Regions from separate parts of the Homo sapiens genome. Here region 2 is linked to region 1. A link is an interaction called in ENCODE POLR2A ChIA-PET data of the cell type or tissue named here. Cell type or tissue: IMR-90. All regions are shown on one strand. Links, peaks and the distances in the headings refer to the core of each region. The heading gives the core; the rest is flanking DNA.

What was found. ChIA-PET counts read pairs that join two places held together with the same protein. Peaks named below come from ENCODE experiments on the same cell type or tissue, not always from the same donor. Only the 100,000 strongest peaks of a DNase experiment are listed, where the experiment ranks them.
Region 2: POLR2A ChIA-PET joins it to region 1 with 9 read pairs; 4 of 35 experiments call an interaction of 5 or more read pairs at or near these places.

The regions. Positions count from the first base shown.
Region 1 is chr15:52,430,556-52,436,424 of GRCh38, reverse strand. It overlaps MYO5A (myosin VA), which reads left to right. Exons shown (of 42, transcript NM_001382347.1): 2 at 3,140-3,250. Among named protein-coding and RNA genes, the nearest start is that of MYO5A, 95 kb to the left of the region's middle. In IMR-90, for the core only: no CTCF peak of the experiment used is centred there; no DNase peak of the experiment used is centred there.
Region 2 is chr15:52,648,974-52,654,842 of GRCh38, reverse strand. All of the region lies in intron 2 of ATOSA (atos homolog A), which reads left to right. Among named protein-coding and RNA genes, the nearest start is that of ATOSA, 27 kb to the left of the region's middle. In IMR-90, for the core only: no CTCF peak of the experiment used is centred there; DNase peaks (open chromatin) are centred at 1,292, 1,662 and 2,712; H3K4me3 peaks cover 302 bases; H3K27ac peaks cover 523 bases.

The sequences.
Region 1 (5,869 bases), core at 1,137-5,136:
TCTGGGAGAAGTACATTATAGAGGGCTTAACAAGAGCCAGGGTCTAGAGACAGGAGCAAACAAAACTGTGTTCCTGAAGAACTAAAATAAGATCTGCATAGTGCCGGCTTAGAGGTTGGCAGGGGAAGGAAAGGACAGGTCATGAAGGCCCTTGTAGAACATGGTAAGGGATTTGTATGTTAACTATGATGGCCAGGCCAGGTGTGGTGGCTCACGCCGTAATCCCAGCACTTTGGGAGGCCAAGGTGGGAGGATCACTCTCTGAGGCTAGGAGTTTGAGACCAGCCTGGCCAACATGGCGAAACCCTGTCTCTACTAAAAATACAACAACAACAAAAAAGTAGCCAGGTGTGGTGGCAGGCACCTGTAATCCCAGCTACTTGGGAGGCTGAGGCAGGAGAATCGCTTGAACCCCAGAAGCGGAGGCTGCAATGAGCCGAGATCATGCCATTGCACTCCAACCTGGGCAACAAGAGGAAAACTCTGTGTCAGAAAAACAGAAAACAAAAAAACTGTGATGGCTATTTGTCCTACTGTTTTCTTGTTAAAATGTCCTTTATTTTGTAAAACGATGGTGATATTAGACAGTAAATTGGTATTTATGTTGCCTCTGCTGAGTGTGAGGGCTTTAGCCTCTACTTGTCTGTAAGTGCTGCCAATAATTAATGGTTTTATAATCTTACTTGTCAAGACTAAAAGTTAGTTAATAACCTTATATCAGTCCCCAAACTTTAAGTAAAAAATTTTACCAGCCATGAAATCTAGTAGTTTGGAAACTATGGCAATATACCACAGCAGCTTCCCAATAGGAAGGCTTGAAAATATTTGTCAGTAAAGAGGTTAACATAGGCTGGGCATGGTGGCTCATGCCTGTAATCCCAGCACCTTGAGAGGCCAAGGCGGGTGGATCATGAGGTCAGGAGATCGAGACCATCCTGGCTAACACGGTGAAACCCTGTCTCTACTAAAAATAGAAAAAAATTAGCTGGGTGTGGTGGCATGTGCCTATAGTCCCAGCTGCTCGGGAGGCCGAGGCAGGAGAATCACTTGAACCCAGGAGGCGGAGGTTGCAGTGAGCCGAGATCGTGCCACTGCACTCCAGCCTGGGTGACAGAGTGACAGAGTGAGACTCCGTCTCAAAAAAAAAAAAAAAAAAAAAGAGGTTAACGTAATATCCAGGACAGTGGCATGGCATGCTGAAATGTTTTTCTTAATTTAAATTATCTTGAATCTCAGATCTACCTGTACTTTCGTTCACCCACTTTCTTTTCGCTTTCTCCTATCTGTAAGTTCATCACTGGGTCATATAAATTTCTCTTGTACTTGGGAATGACCTTGTTACAAGCTTCCAGAACTTTGTGCCCAGTACTTAGAATAGTCATTACATTATCACAGTTCTTTGGGAAGTTGCCCCATATTTAACATACTCAAATCCAAATGCTCCTTCTCAAAGCTCCAAGTAAATTAGTACCCTGATTATTGTTAAAAATGAAATCTAGAGGTGAATTTACATGAAATGAGGATACAGATACAGGCCAGAGACCGGGTTCAGTCTGGCCCATGCCAGCCATGATTGATTGTGTCATGTCTTTCCCTTGCTGGCTGAATCTAGGATTCCTGTTTTCATATGTGATTTGTTCATGAAAATGGGCATTTAGGTTTAGTGTATGTGTGTTTTAAAGGGAAATTTCTTCCCAGAGAGTCCAAGCACATAAAAACACTTCTTCAATGTGGTATTCGAAAGATTTGTGCATGTTAGTATATTTTGTTCTTTTTCTTCAAAATTGACCACATAATCTTCTGGCTTATGTCCAGGGAGTATCTAGTTGAGGCAAAATATTTGCTGCTTTGGGAATCCCTGATGATTACCATGCCTTTTTCATGATGTTGAGGCTACAGGAGCTAAGCTTATTAGTGACTGGCTGTGCCATTTTTACCATTTCCCACTCATCTTTATAAAATAATGAAGGCAAAATGCTGAACAACCGTGTTTCTTCAGTTTTAAAAAATCTGTTATTTTTATTCTCCTCTTCTCCCTACTGTGATGGCTCCTGAAGGATGTCTGAGAAATCACTAAGGCTTTGCAGAGCACAGGATGCAAACCACCATAAAAAAATCCAAATTGTGGGCCGGGCACGGTGGCTCATGACTGTAATCCCAGCACTTTGGGAGGCTGAGGCAGGTGGGTCACGAGGTCAGGGGTTCGAGACCAGCCTGGCCAACATGGTGAAACCCCGTCTCTACTAAAAATACAAAAATTAGCTGGGCACAGTGGCACATGCCTGTAGTCCCAGCTACTCGTGAGGCTGAGGCAGGAGAATCACTTGAACCCGGGAGGCAGAGGTGGCAGTGAGCCGAAATCGTGCCACTGCACTCCAGCCTGGGCAACAGAGCGAGACTGTATCTCAAAAAAAAAAAAAAAAAAGAAAAAGAAAGAACAAAAAAATCCAAATTGTAAACCCAGCCATAAAAAGATGGCAGTGCTGTTGAAACTGGCAGAACCACAACACCATAGCTTCAAAAATAGATCTTATGTGTACATTTTAACCTAAAATTATACTTTCAGGTGGCATTTACTGTGTAAAGCAAAGTCAAGCTTTGATCATAACTGTTTTTTCAGAGCACACTTTTTATATAATTTGGGAATGGTGGTGCTATGAGAGCTAAAATATTTTTTGTTTACTAATTTAAAAAGTAAATTTCAGCTGGACGTGGTGGCTCACACCTGTAATCCCAGCACTTTGGGAGGCTGAGGCGGGTGGATCACCTGAGGTCAGGAGTTTGGAGACCAGCTTGGCCAATATGGCGAAACTCCATCTTTATTAAAAACAAAAAAATTAGCTGAGTGTGGTGGCAGGCGCCTGTAATTCCAGCTACTCAGGAGGCTGAGGCAGGAGAATTGCTTGAACCCAGGAGGCAGAGGTTGCTGTGAGCTGAGATCATGCCACTGTACTCCAGCCTGGGCAACAAGAGCTTAACTCTGTCTCAAAAAAAAAAAAAAAAAAAAAAAAGTGAATTTCATGTTGGCCAAGATTTCTTTTTTCATAAATTGTTTAATTATAAATAGTTATCATATGTTTATATATGATTGTAAAATAATTGATTTGCTAGTTTAAATTTTTTTCTTTTTGTCTTCTAGTTTGCCAGGGTTTGGATACCTGATCCAGAGGAAGTCTGGAAGTCAGCAGAGCTGCTCAAAGATTATAAGCCAGGAGATAAAGTCCTCCTGCTTCACCTCGAGGAAGGAAAGGTGAGATCTCACTTTCATTTGTTGTCATTGGCATAAAGTGAAGGGAGTTCAAAAGTGTAAATTTACTGTGAAGTAAACTCCCAATGGAAGTTAAATTTTGAACTTACCTAGAATTTTTACTTACTAAATTGGTAAAAATGGCAAACTCAGTTTTCTATCCTGATAGTGTTTTTAATGGCATAGATTAGTGAAAATAGCAGATACTTTAAAAAGCTTCTATTTTGGCCTGTGAATTTATTATGATTATCAGGTTTAGATTCACATCTAATCCTAAAACTCTTGCATTTAACTGGTGTGCTATGGGGAGTGCTTGTAGTGTTTTTAAAAAGAGGCATGGTGCCAGGTCTTAGAGGAGACTCATTGGTGGCAGCATGGAGAGCAAAACTGAGGGGAAGATACTAGTTGGGAGGAAGGCGGGGAAGAATTAGGCCAATTAGGAGGGCTTTTAATACCAAACTAGGGAATTAACTTATTTAACATTTATTGGTCATCTGCTTTGTTAGGCAAAATGTTCGGCACTTTGGAGTGAATTTTCTCACGTTAAATTTCACACCAACCCTATGGGTTGGCAGGTGATATAATCACTATTTTCCAAATAAGAAAGCCAAACTTCAAAGTCATTAAGTAGTTTTGCTCAAGGTCACACAGCCAGGAAGTGGCTTTTGGAATTTGAAGTGAGATTTGAACACAGATGACTCTAAGATGAGTGCTTATACTATTTGACTATATTGGATTTTTGCAGATTGCTGGCCATGACCAGTTGCTTAAGGTGATGTCTGCCATGTTATCCACTGTAAAGTTACTGTTTTCCCTTTGTAATTAATGAATGTCATTGTGTTGGGGCAGATGCTTTGAGGCCACTCATATATCCTGCTTCTCCTTAAACTTTTCCTGCTAATATTTGCCCAGTGTTCATTACTGTGTCTTGCCTGCAGCAAATATCGTTGTGTTCTAGTGGTGATTCTCCATTTCTTTCCTTCCTTCTATACTTATTAACTAGAATTCTTCTATAGGGAAGGAAGTATTGTTTCTCCTCTCCCATTTATTTATTACTTTAATCATTTATTTATTATGGGCTCATGGGTATTTCTTTTATTCTTCATTACTATCATTATTTATTTTATCAATTAAATTGTTCCAGCTTTGGTCATTGAGATCTCTCTTAGATTGGGTCCTTTGACTTTTTTGACAGGTCCCTATCCTTTTTTATTTTTTTTTGAGGCAGGGTCTCACTTTGTCACCCAGGCTAGAGTGCAGTGGCTTGATCATGCCTCCCAGGCTCAGCCTCCCTCCCTAGTGGCTGGAACCACAGGCATGAGCCACCATGCCTGGCTAATTTTTAAATTTTTTTAGTAGAGATGGAGTCTCAATATGTTGCCCAGGCTAGTCTCGAACTCCTGAGCTCAAGCAGTCCTCCCACCTCGGTCTCCTGAAGTGCTGGGATTATAGGCATGAGCCACTGTGCCTGGCTTATTTTTTTTTTTTTTTTTAGATATAGCACTTCTCCTGGTACCCTAAGATACTTACCCTGTATTTCCCCTTTCCCAGCCCTGTTACCTTATATTGGAGGATAGTATTTGACAGCCAAGATCTGAGCACTAGGTGTGCTCATTGCTATTGAGATGACACCACTTCTCAGCCCTCTTAGCATAGAGAGCTAGAAAAATATATACATGGATGGATAGATAGATACTAATATGTATGCATACTATACTAATGTATACTCAACCATCTATACTTACTTTATGTCTATGTTTACATATGTATGTATGTGTTTGTATGTATGTATTTTATATATATAATGTGTTTTTAGAGATGGTTGTCTTGCTATGTTGCCCAGGCTAGTCTTGAACTGCTGGGCTCAAGAAGTCGTTTTACCTCGTCCTCCCAAAGTGCTGGGATTAAAGGCATCAGCTACTGCACTAGACTTTTTTTTTTTTTTTGAGACGGAATTTTGCTCTGTCACCCAGGCTGGAGTATTGTGGTGCAATCTCGGCTCACTGCAGCCTCCACCTCCCGGGTTCAAATGATTCTTGTGCCTCAGCTTCCTGAGTAGCTGGGATTACAGGCGCATGCCACCATGCCTGGCTAATTTTTGTGTTTTTAGTAGAGACAGGATTTTACCATGTTGGCCAGGCGGGTCTCAAACTCCCAACCTCAAGTGATCCACCCACCTCGGCCTCCCAAAGTGCTGGGATTACAGGCATGAGCCACTGCACCCAGCCTTGACTTTTTTTAAAAAAAATAAAACCCGTGAGTTAATAGGGATCCTTTTTTCTCCAGTCCAATGCCACCAGGTTCATTCTATTATTCTTCCTTTGATTATGTGTACTATAACTTCTCTTTTTGGTTTTCATTAGCTATATTACTTATTCATTATAGACATAAAGTTATTTCAGAATTGCTAATCCATACCCTATTATAAGAAGCAGATTTGCCAACCAGAGTACAGTGTCTATGTTTAATTTTATTAATCCTTAGTATTTTTTAAAAATCTAGAAATAGAATGATACATACCTTTAATAAAAGCAAGACTAGGGACAGGGGTCAAACAAGAAGAACAGACATTATAAAATTCCTGAACTATTCAAGAATCATTCTCTTTTTAGAAACTATAGT
Region 2 (5,869 bases), core at 1,096-5,095, 220 kb before region 1:
TTTAGAAAGTCTCAAAGATAGCATGTTATCTCTTAAAGTATCTTACTATCGGTAGATCTCAATTATTTCTGCTAACAGAAAACATAGATGATCTGAAATAGTTATTTGAAATTTTCCCATTTTATATTTGGAAAACATAGTTTTGTTTTTAAAACTTTTGTAAAAGATCTACTATCCTATTTGTTTCCCTACAGGAGCATGGTATGTTTCCTGAACTGTCCATTTAGAGAACATACTTAACGACCATGCTAAGTGTGTTCCGGAGGAGCAGGGGAAGGAGGTTTGTTGTGATTGGGGATTGAGAACTGAGAATCTGGGACTAACACTTGTGTATAATTTCATGTTATTCAGATTCTTAGTTTGTAGTCTTGAGATTTACAAAGTAGATAATGCGCCATCATTTTATAGCATACTCATTATTTAGTTTTGTGTACCAAGATGAGCAAACTGGGGAAAAGCAAACTTTTTTCAAAAATGTATGAAGTGCTGTTCTGAAATTTATTGGAAAACTAGCAGCATAGAGGGGAGCATTTCACTAAATAAAATTCTGTCTCAGTTGGATTTAAGTTTTTAAGGTGGCACATCTATTTGGAGTGTCTTTTATCATTTATAATTACATGTTGTGACTAAATACATTTAATGTTTTTTCTGTAAATTCTCTTTTTATATGACATCAATAGATTTATATTATAGATATATCACTACCCTTTAATTTTAAAGTTTAAGGATTATAACTGAAAGGAACTATTCCAAAACAACCCTGGGATTATATATTATAGGAGATAGGAAAAGGTTAATTTTGAAATATAAATTTATTAATCCAAAAAATTTTTAAATTTGATTTCCTTTAACTTCTAGTTGTGACTTGTAAATTTTAGATCTAACTTCCTTATTTAAACAATGAAGATGGTCAAATAAGATGTTCTACTTGCACTAGTCACCTCCCATGATTGTGAAATCAAATCAAATATTGTATAAAAATATAAATGGGGCATGGTGCTAGGTAAACAATTAAGTAGACATAGTACCTACGTTTTAAGCACTTACAGTGTGTTGGAGGAGACTGTCATTAAACCAGTCATTTTGTAAACAGTCTTTCTACATTCTGTGCAGTAAGTGTTAACGAAAAAGTACAGTGGGCCTGTGACTAGTCTTGGATTAGGAAGTTGTACAGATGAGGAAACTGAAGCTCATAATGGTATAATAATCTTATATGTGGTCTCGCTGTTAGTAAATGGCAGATTCATGTTTTGAACACAGCTTGGCCTACCTCCAAATTCCTTACTGTCTCTACCATGCCATTCTTTCTCTGAGTCACCTACCTCAGGCTTATTGTGTTTCCAAGCACGTCTTGTTATTTCTCAGGGGGCTTAGCAGCTCTCCCTCTGGCTAAGTATGGAACCGGTGATCAGATTCTTTAATGAGATTTCTTTAAAGCAATAAGCCTCTTCCGGGTTGTATTTCTTCTGTACTATAGAACTCCAGGAATCCTAGAAGCTTCTTCAGGGGTAGAAATCTTGTGGATTCTGGGTCTGATATGAAATTGCATGCTATTTGTGGCTTCTCACTTAAAAATAGCCTCATAGTGCTCATGGGGCACTTTAGTAACTCCAACACTTCCATCAGACTCCACTCCCTAACCCCAAGACACTCAAGATAAACAAAGATCTGAGTAATAAACGGCATGCTTCTGCTGCGGCCTCAGCCTACTCCCACAAACCTTTCCTGTATGGAAATCCTAGAGCCACCACTGATAATGCATTTTATAGGAAGAATGCAAATAAAGAGTTCCATTGCTTTAAACGTTTGAACCACCATCCTAGTTGATGCGACGTTCAGGGGAAATATTTCTAAAATGAGAAATTTTTATAATTCATCACATCTGTTCATCCCCTACTACCTTCATTGATTCTCCCAAACAGCTTTGTAAGCTGGGGAGGGATTTTTGCTGTTAAAGTTTGTGGAGACAGTATGAACTGGTAAACTGAAGCCCAGTACTTGAAACCTGAAAAAAAGTCTATACTTCTATATCTCTGGGTAATTTTATGATAGCAAAAAGTAAATGAATTTAAGCTAAACGTCATTGTTCTATGTATCCAGAGACATTTTACCACAAATACCTAGTTAAATCTTGTATTGTCAGAGATTACTAAGTAACTGATAATTTTTCCTTTCTGAATCTTTTTCTAGTCAGTCTGGTAACCTGTTTCTTTAGTCCTCTTAAAAGGTACTGCATGCATTTGAGGAGAGACCATTTCAGGACCTATCCCATTTTAAATATGTAACAGGTTGTGCTTTTCTAGGAATTTGTGAAGTTTGTTGTAAAATACTTTATATAAAGTTCCAGGTATATGAAGGTTGACAATGCTTTATTCTGATTGTTGTAAATTTTTGTATTTATACATTTTCAGAGGGTTTCACTTGGTAGAACCTGATTTAATTTAGATGTGAAGTAACTGATTCCTTCCACAACCCTTCTTTGTCTTCAGTTTATGTGCATCACTAACTGAAATAAATTTTTGTCTTACGAATTTCTCTGTTTTAAAAGCAACTGAAGAAACACATTTCAGGGGCAAACGCTAGAATACTTTGCCATTATCAGTCTACTGTTCTTTCCTTTCAAGTTGCCTAAACACAGCTGAGTTTGTAAGACGAGCAAAGAAAACATGACAGTGCTGCCAAGTAGACAGGAAGCTGTAGTGGACCTAGCGAGCAGGGGAGGTTGAGCACACCCTCTGTCCAATCAGCTGTGAGTGCTGTTGCTATGTGCGCTCTTACTCTGCTGCCTTTGTGAAAAACCTTACACGGAGGGAAGCGGGATCAGCACCCAACGCTGAACATTTGTTTTAACCGCTGCAGACATCTGGATCCCTCAGTTACTGATAGTATAGCTATTGATAGCCAGAAGGCAACTTCCTTTATACAAGGATTCCAGTATGGTTTTCAGTGGAAACAAAGGGCTTCACAGAGAAGGTGTGTAGTGAAGTGTTTTTTAACGGCTTTATTTTTAAGCTTCCAATTTTCTGTAGCTGTTTACCAGTTGGCTGTGGTGCTTGCTTTGCATGGATTTTTAATAAATAGGTCTAGGAAAATTATCTCACTTTGAAAACCATTGAACTTAGAGAATTTTCTTTAGCTTCATATAGCCTGTTTTCTTTGAACAGCAGTACTGAAAAGATTATTAAAATGCTGAACTGAACAATGAGTAGGAAGAAAAGAAACCAAGTACAATGTGCTCACTTTAATGGGGAAAAAATGTGATAGAAATGAGAATACAGGGAAGAGAATGTGCATTAGCCAGAAGCATTAACTGTATGTGGGGGCAGGAGGTATTTTTTAAATTAAAGCTGTTAAGACAAATGTATTTTAAATAAGCTGCATATTTTTAATTGAATTCATGTTTCTGAATTTGACAAAGATTGTCAGAATTTAACTAAGTGAGATTTTTGACATAGTTTAAGGAATTGGTGTGCCAAAATCTTTTTATAAAGCATTTCTGAAAATCCTACCTCAAATTGTGCAATCTCTTAATTATTTAATCCATTGACTAGTTCTGTGCAGTTCAGATAAAGCATCATAATTCAACCGCAAAGTCAGTGTAGTGTTCTATTAAACATCCATATAGAAAACTGAAGGATAAGGGATTTTGAAGACAACATACAAGGTTAAACTAGTATTTTAAAATTGAAGTAGGCCTCCTAAATGTAATAATTGCATATCTGACTTAGTTAATACTTCAAATATAGTCAAATCTTATTAAACTGTACTAATATAATATATGTGATAATTGAACAGAGTGTAGGTTACCATTTGTTTATATAGGATCTGGAAAAATTGGTCTGTTCAACAGATTATAGGAAAGTTTTAAAGTGTTTTAATAAACAAAAGGTCTTTTTGTATCTTTCTCAAATACTGTGAAATTAAAGTTTACATATGTGATTTAGCTAATGGTTCTTTTAATTAAAGCAGAGCAGACTAATTAGCATATTGCCCATTTTACGAAGGATCCGTATTGAGCTAATAACCGGCTTTTCCTTTGCTTTTTCGTTTTACATGGCTAAGTGGCCTTTAGTTCACTCAGTGATGTATGTCTGATGAGTAAAGTCAGTATAAGCTCAGAGTTAATATTAGGGCTTTGTTATCTCTACAAACTATATAGTTTGGAATAGGATGGGTTTTGTTGTTGTTCTTTTCAAAAAATACCTGTCATTAGAAAGTCTTAACAGTGTTAGCATTTCTGGTAAGGAGAGATATTTCTTTTCTTTAAAGAGAACTCAAAATATTATCCCATGCTTTTGTGCCCTTTGCTGATCTTTGTAACAATACTATGTATATAACATTTGTATTAAAAAGATGTCTAATAATTGGTGAAAATTTACAAAATAGTCCTTAAAGATTAAAAAAATGTTTTACGTAGACCTACATGTGGCTGAAGTTTAAAAGACTGGCATTTCTTAGATTTTCAAGTTTGTAAGGTGCAGCCAAAAACTTGAATTTGATAGAAGTTATAAAAATTATAGCAAAATAAAGTTATATTATTTGGACTTGGTGGCCTCCACAATATAAAGCACTCACTTCAAGAAGAGCAGCTGTGTGTAGAAGGGGTAGGGGTATGAAAGGGAGTTTGGAGTGAGAGGCAGACACAGGCAGAGAGGACTCAAGTTTGTTAAATATGACTAACCACATGAAAGTCAATCTAGCAATTTTCATTTTTTAGCTGTAACTCTTATGAATTACTAATTTTATTTTCTAATTATAGAACCATAAAAACCAAAGTTTTGTTTAAATTGATTTGCTACCCATTTTATGTTGGTTTATTTCATAAAAATTAATAGAGCCTCCAAGAGAAAGGCTATTTCTCATTCATATGCTGCAAAAGATGGGGGAACATGAAATTGTAAGAAAGTTGAGTGTACTGCTGTGTCACACAGAGGCTTTGCCATTGTGTTCAGGAGGAATATTATTGGCAGAATTCCAGACATTATTGCTGGGCTTAGCACCTAAAAATGTTTTATATACTGGAGCATCTGAAAGTTCCTATTCAGTAGCAGAACTTCAGGGTAGTTGAGGTTTATAATCTAGTCAGTTATAATAACATTGCTAGCATATTTCAGTTTTTTGGATTTGTCTATTATTTGACAATATAATTTTTATTGTCTTTGTCTATGTCATATCTTTAAATTGGCTATTGTTTTGTGCTTATGGAAAAATACTTTAATTCTCAAAAACAGTGATTTCTTTTTTGTTTTTGCCTCTTTATAAGGAATAGCAAATAGAAGTGCTAGTATTTACTAGATGCAGTGATTGCTACAGTTGGTTTTAAGTAAAACAGATTGTTTTTGATTATTTTGAAATCAGGCAATAATATATAATGCTGTTTACAGTTCTTTAAAAAATATGTAACTTAAAAACTCAGATTGGGAAGGGGTAACAATCTGAGTTTTTCTTTTTCTCTAAGTGTTCTGTGAAAATCTTTTTTTAAGTCGTTCCTACTTCAGGTATTATCACAAATGTTTGATTTCTATATGTATGCCTTAAGTGATATATGACACATTTTTTTCCTTGACTCTTCCTTGCGGAAATTTCATTACTTGTTCATAGTTTGAATCTAAGAAATATTTGCTTTTCATAGTCAGCAGGGCCAAAACTTTGGTCTTGACAACTTTTTGTCAGGCATTTTCACATATCGACAGTGTTTTTGCATAAACTGTATTGCTTTTGCAAGTATATAGTAAATTTTTTTCTTAATCTTCAGATGTTATAGTATCAAAAATTCAAAGACCTAAGTTTTAAAAATGTAATTGTTTGCAGTATTACTTGAATCTATTATATAATCCTTTGTGATGAGGCTCAGTTATAAAAGTGACAG